2 separate regions of the Homo sapiens genome follow, and region 1 is linked to region 2. A link is an interaction called in ENCODE POLR2A ChIA-PET data of the cell type or tissue named here. Cell type or tissue: A673. All regions are shown on one strand. Links, peaks and the distances in the headings refer to the core of each region. The heading gives the core; the rest is flanking DNA.

The links. Peaks named below come from ENCODE experiments on the same cell type or tissue, not always from the same donor. Only the 100,000 strongest peaks of a DNase experiment are listed, where the experiment ranks them.
Region 1: POLR2A ChIA-PET joins it to region 2 with 6 read pairs; 4 of 35 experiments call an interaction of 5 or more read pairs at or near these places.

Annotation. Positions count from the first base shown.
Region 1 is chr19:41,108,046-41,110,957 of GRCh38, forward strand. No RefSeq gene overlaps it. Among named protein-coding and RNA genes, the nearest start is that of CYP2F1, 4.9 kb to the right of the region's middle. In A673, for the core only: no CTCF peak of the experiment used is centred there; a DNase peak (open chromatin) is centred at 1,156; H3K27ac peaks cover 2,036 bases.
Region 2 is chr19:41,271,362-41,274,273 of GRCh38, forward strand. It overlaps HNRNPUL1 (heterogeneous nuclear ribonucleoprotein U like 1), which reads left to right. Exons shown (of 15, transcript NM_007040.6): 3 at 721-874; 4 at 2,621-2,694. Among named protein-coding and RNA genes, the nearest start is that of HNRNPUL1, 8.4 kb to the left of the region's middle. In A673, for the core only: no CTCF peak of the experiment used is centred there; no DNase peak of the experiment used is centred there.

The DNA of each region.
Region 1 (2,912 bases), core at 206-2,705, 160 kb before region 2:
CTCAGGGAAATGTAAATTGATAAACCACTTGGAAGAGCTGTTTGGCAGTACCCACTAAGGCTAAAATATACCTTATCCTATGGCCCAACAATACCAAAAATAACTGAATGCACAGATTACAAAACGCCTTGTATGAGAATATTCAGGCCAGGCGCGATGGCTCACACCTGTAATCTAAGCACTTTGGGAGGCTGAGGCGGGCGGATCACTTGAGGTCAGGAGTTCGAGACCAGCCTGGCCAACATGGTGAAACCCTGTCTCTGCTAAAAAATACAAAAATTAGCTGGGCATGGTGGCATGAACCTGCAGTCCCAGCTACTCAGGAGGCTGAGGTGGGAGAATCACTAGAACCCAAGAGGGAGAGGCCGCAGTGAGCTGAGATCATGCCATTGCACTCCAGCCTACACGACAGAGAGAAAGCCTGTCTCAAAAAATAAAAATAAAAAAGAATGTTCAGAGCAGCTTATAGCCAAAAACTGGAAACAAATCAAATGTTCATCAACAGGTGAATGGATAAAGAAATTATGGTATATTCATACAGTGAAATACATTAGCAAGACTGGCACAGTGGCTCATGCCTATAATCCCAGCACTTTGGGAGACTGACACAGGCAAATCATTTAAGGTCAAGAGTTCAGGACCAGCCTGGGCAACATAGTGAGACTCCATCTCTAAAAAAATAAAAAACAGGCCGGGCGCAGTGGCTCACGTCTGTAATCCCAGCACTTTGGGAGGCCTAAGCGGGCAGATCACGAGGTCAGGAGATTGAGACCGTCCTGGCTAACATGGTGAAACCCCGTCTCTATTAAAAATACAAAAAATTAGCCGGGTGAGGTTGCAGGCGCCTGTATTCCCAGCTACTCGGGAGGCTGAGGCAGGAGAATGGCCTGAACCCAGGAGGCGGAGCTTGCAGTGAGCCGAGATCGTGCCACTGCACTCCAGCCTGGGCGACAGAGGGAGACTCCGTCTCAAAAATAAATAAATAAATGAATAAATAAATAAATAATAAAAATAAAAAACAAAAAAAGTAGCTGGGCATGGTGGTACAGGCTTATAGTCCCAGCTAATTGGGGTGCCAAAGCAGGAGGATCACTTGAGCTGAGGAGGTAAAAGAAAGAGGGAAGGAAGGAAGGAAGGAAGGAAGGAAGGAAGGAAGGAAGGAAGGAAGGAAGGAAGGAAGGAAGGAAGGAAGGGGCAATACCTACCATTATACCATTTCTGGTGCGTGTTTTTTAATAGCCATCCTAATGAACACGAAGTTATATCTCTTGCTTTTGATTTTTATTTCCCTAGATGGCTAGTGATTTTGAACATCTTTTCATAAAAGGGTCTTTTTAAGATGGGAGAAATACAGCTTATTGGGGTTTTTTGTTTGTTTGTTTTGTTTTGTTTTTTGAGACAGAGTCTCCCTCTGTTGCCCAGGCTGGAGTGCAGTGGTGTGATCTCGGCTCACTGCGACCTCTGCCTCCCGGGTTCAAGCAATTCTCCTGCCTCAGCCTCCTGAGTAGCTGGGACTACAGGCACACACCACCATGCCAAGCTATTTTTGTATTTTTAGTAGAGTCGGGGTTTTACCATGTTGGCCAGGCTGGTCTTGAACTCCTGATCTCTATTGATCTGCCCATCTCAGCCTCCCAAAGTGCCGAATTACAGGCATGAGCCACCATGCCCGGCCAGCTTATTGGCTCTTTATGAAAAATATTCAATAGAGAGAAGAAAACAAATCACACAGGAAATGAAAACATGACACAGCCACTTTGGAAAAGAGTTTGGAAGTTTCTTATAAATATACACTCATCATAGAACCCAGCAGTCACACTCACAGATATATCCAGATACACGAAACATAGATCCCCACAAAGACATATGCATATATGCCAAGAATAATACATATTATTCAAAATAGCCAGACCTTGGGAACAATCCACATTTCCATCAACTGGTGAAAAGCAAATTGTGGCACATCTATATGCGGTGACATGCTACTCTGCAATGAAAAGGAATGAGCTTCTGATGTATGTAACACATGGTTAACTCTCAAAAGCATTACGTATGCTTCCCAGAAGCAGGCTTGGTATATGGAAGAAATGCTGTAGATTTTCTTTTCTTTTTTTTTTTTTTGAGACGGAGTCTCGCTCTGTCGCCCAGGCTGGAGTACAGTGGCATGATCTTGGCTCACTGCCACCTCCGCCTCCCAGGTTCAAGTGATTCTCCTGCCTCAGGCTCCCGACTAGCTGGGATTACAGGCACCCTCCATCAAGTCCAGCTAATTTTTGTATTTTTCATAGAGAGAGGGGTTCACCACGTTGGCCAGGCTGGTCTCAAATTCCTGACCTCAGGTGATCCACCCGCCTCAGCCTCCCAAAAAGCTAAGATTACAGGCGTGAGCCACCATGCCCAGCCGTAGATTTTCATTTATATGAAATGTAGATCAATAGTGGGAAGAAAAAACTAGAACAGGGCTGGATGCAGTGGCTCAAGCCTGTAATCCCAGCACTCTGGGAGGCTGAGGCAGAAGGATTGCTTGAGCCCAGGAGTTCGAGATCAGCCTGGGCAACATAGGGAGACCTCTGCCTCTACAAAAAATTTTTAAATTAGCCAGTTGTGATGGCACAGGCCTCTACTTCCAGCTACTCAGGAGGCTGAGGCCGGGGGATCATTTGAGCCAGGGAGGTCAAGGTTGCAGTGAACAATGATCACACCACTGCACTCCAGCCTGGGGGACAGAGCAAGACCCTGTCTCAAAAGAAGAGAAAAAAACCTAGAACAATGGTTGCCCACAAGAGATGGAGCATGGTTGACTAGGAAGGAGTAGGAAGGAGGGTTCTCTTTTCATTATTATTATTACTTTAGAGAAGGGAGTCTCTCTTTGTCACCCAGGCTGGAGTGCAGGGGTGTGTTCATAGCTCACT
Region 2 (2,912 bases), core at 367-2,866:
GGAAGCTCTCTTCAGGATGGCTGAGCACCATCCCAGCCCTAGAGAACCAGGAGACTTTTCTGAGAGATGTGGTCCACATGCCGAAGCTGGGGAGTGATCCAAAATGGTCTGGGGTTGAATGCAGAAATGAGTAGATGTGAATGAGCTTCAGCATCAGGGATTAATGCTGTGGGAGAAATGAAGGTAGCCTACATCTGTGGTTTGCTCTTGGTTAGGCACTGATTCCTGGAGTCTGCCTGAGACTAGGACTTACCCGTGGTCCACAGCACGGTATCCCATCCTGACTTTCTGTTAATGGTATGACTTAAAGAGGTTATTGCACCTATGGGATGGCTTAACCGGAGTGATTCTGGCCTCTTTTGGTAGGGTAACTAAAGCCCGTAGAGTTAGCTGCAGGACCACAGTACCCTGTTGAATTCATCCTCTCCCCCTCCCTTGCCAGACTGAAGAAGCTTTGTAAGAACTAAGGCAGAGAGGTTCTTTGGGAAGAGAAATTGGAGAATTTAGGGTCATGGTATCTCAGATCCTAACCCTGTTCTCCAGTATGGCCTTCTTGGCTGGCTCAGCAGGCTTCTGTTGAACTCAGCAAGCTGCCTGTGCCCAGCCCTTCATCACTGTAGTGAGGATCCTGCTCACATCTCTCAAGGGAAAAGGGACCAGAAAAGTGATAGCTGGGGAGCTTGCGAGTGTCTTGACCATCTGAATTTGTCTTGACAATAGAAATGAAGACAGAGATGAAGCAAGGAGCACCCACCAGCTTCCTCCCGCCTGAAGCTTCTCAACTCAAGCCAGACAGGCAGCAATTCCAGAGTCGAAAGAGGCCTTATGAAGAAAACCGGGGACGGGGGTACTTTGAGCACCGAGAGGATAGGAGGTGGGTGTATGAGGCAGCAGTCACCCTTGCTCTGGTAGGTTTCTATATCCATAGCCTCGTGCTTGCTGGGGACATTTGCACTAACCTAGAGGGGCTGAGTAAAGATTCCCTCTGCTTTCACACTCTTCCTGTCCCTTCCCGTACTTGCTACCAGATTCAGCTTTCCTAAACTTTTGGTCCTTCCCCCAGTTCCTCCCTTCTTACCTGCAGGGTAACTTCTAAATATCTTAGACTTTCACGCGTGAGATGCCAGCCTGCCTGTTCTGTCCTTTGCCTTACTGCCCCTGCAGTCAGCTGCTTGATACCCGTAATGAAAGAAATATCTGTTTCCTAACACTACTCCCAAATACACATCCTCTTCCCATTCATCCACTCATTCAGTCAGTTCTCACAGTGCTGTCACGAAGTGCCCACTCTTGGGCTGGACACTAGCAACATACAGATGGACAGTGGGTTTTGCCTTCTGTTGTTCCAGTGTGGGGACTCAGACACATACACTAGTAAGCCACAACCTCTGAGGTGAGTAGTCAGGATGCAGGTGAGTTTCAGGAGTTCAGAAGAGGGAGCAGCCTCTGCTTTGGTCATTTCCCTTCCCTAACAAGCCCTTCCCTCCTTTCCCTCCAGACCAAGTCCTTCCCTTCCCTCCTTCCTTCCTTCAGTTCCTGTCTGAAGCCTTTTGCAATTATGAAAACTAGGAATGGCCACTGTACTCATCTGGACTAGTCATCTGACATTCTATTTCCTATCTGGCGGAGTCCACCTTCTAACTAGCTTGTTACTGTCTGAGACAGGGCCTGGATCTCACAGGCTATGATTTAAGTTAGGACATGGATCCCACCTCATATGGGGTTCTTCCACTGCCTCCCACAGAGCAGAAGCCTGGAAGCTACTTACTGATGGAGAGCAAAGGAAGAACACTCGCTCTGATCCTGGGCTGGCAGGGAAAGTTTCCTAGAATGGACTTAACATGTGATGAGCACAGCTCATCCATGTTAGCCCTGGCCTGGCGAGGCCAGAGGGGCCCTCCACCAGAGGGAAGCCTGCTGCTGGGAGAGTCAGCAGCCAAATGGGCATGGGCTCCCCATCTGTGCATGCAGTGCACTGCGACCACCCAGACTGTCCAGGCAGGACCCTGAGTGTTAGATTCTACCTTTCTACCCTTCTTCCTCGTTCCTGTACAGCAGAAACCAACAGTGTTAAGTCCCTTTTTTAGCGTTTTGGTAGGAAAATGAATATCGTTTATAATTTAGGACACTGAAAAAAATGGGTCATCTCAAATTCTTACAGATGTAGGATTTTAAGAAGCCTGGTACATGGATAGATAGTAATTATTGGGATTTATATAGGCTCTTGCACATTCCCCTTCCTGGCCAGCACCCTTTTGGGATACCACAGCCTCCAAACAGTAACAGAGATCAGTGTGGAAGTGGTTGTCAACATGCAGAGGGTATGGATCAGAATCTTTGGGTGTAAAAAAAGAGTGAAAAAATTCCCTAAATGATTCTGATGCCCCCCTTCAGCAGAGCATGCCTTCTTCAATCCCTGTCTCCACCGTAGGAGTTGACGGTCATTGCTCTCCTTGCAAGGATGTAGGGTTTCAGAGTTCTTTTGCCCACCTCTGTGGAAGGAAATGGAGATTCAGGAAGCAGTCTGGAGGCCACTCATAGATTACAGCAGAACATTCATTTTCTTTCCTTTGTGCTCATCCATTGTTCTTGTATGACTTAACCCCTGTTTCTAATACAGGGGCCGCTCTCCTCAGCCTCCTGCTGAAGAGGATGAAGATGACTTTGATGATACCCTTGTTGCTATTGACACCTGTAAGTCTTTGGAGTGTGCATCTAATTCTGCCTTACAGTCAGTATGGGGAAATTGTGGTCTTGACCTTCACCAGAATCCCTGCTGGGCACCGTCCAAAGACATTGTTAGTCCACATGTGAGACACGGCTTAGCTCTGGAGCAAGAGTACTGGTTTGGAGGCAAAAGACCTACTCCCAACTCTAGCAGTGGGACCCTGGGCAAGTCATTCTACTTCTCT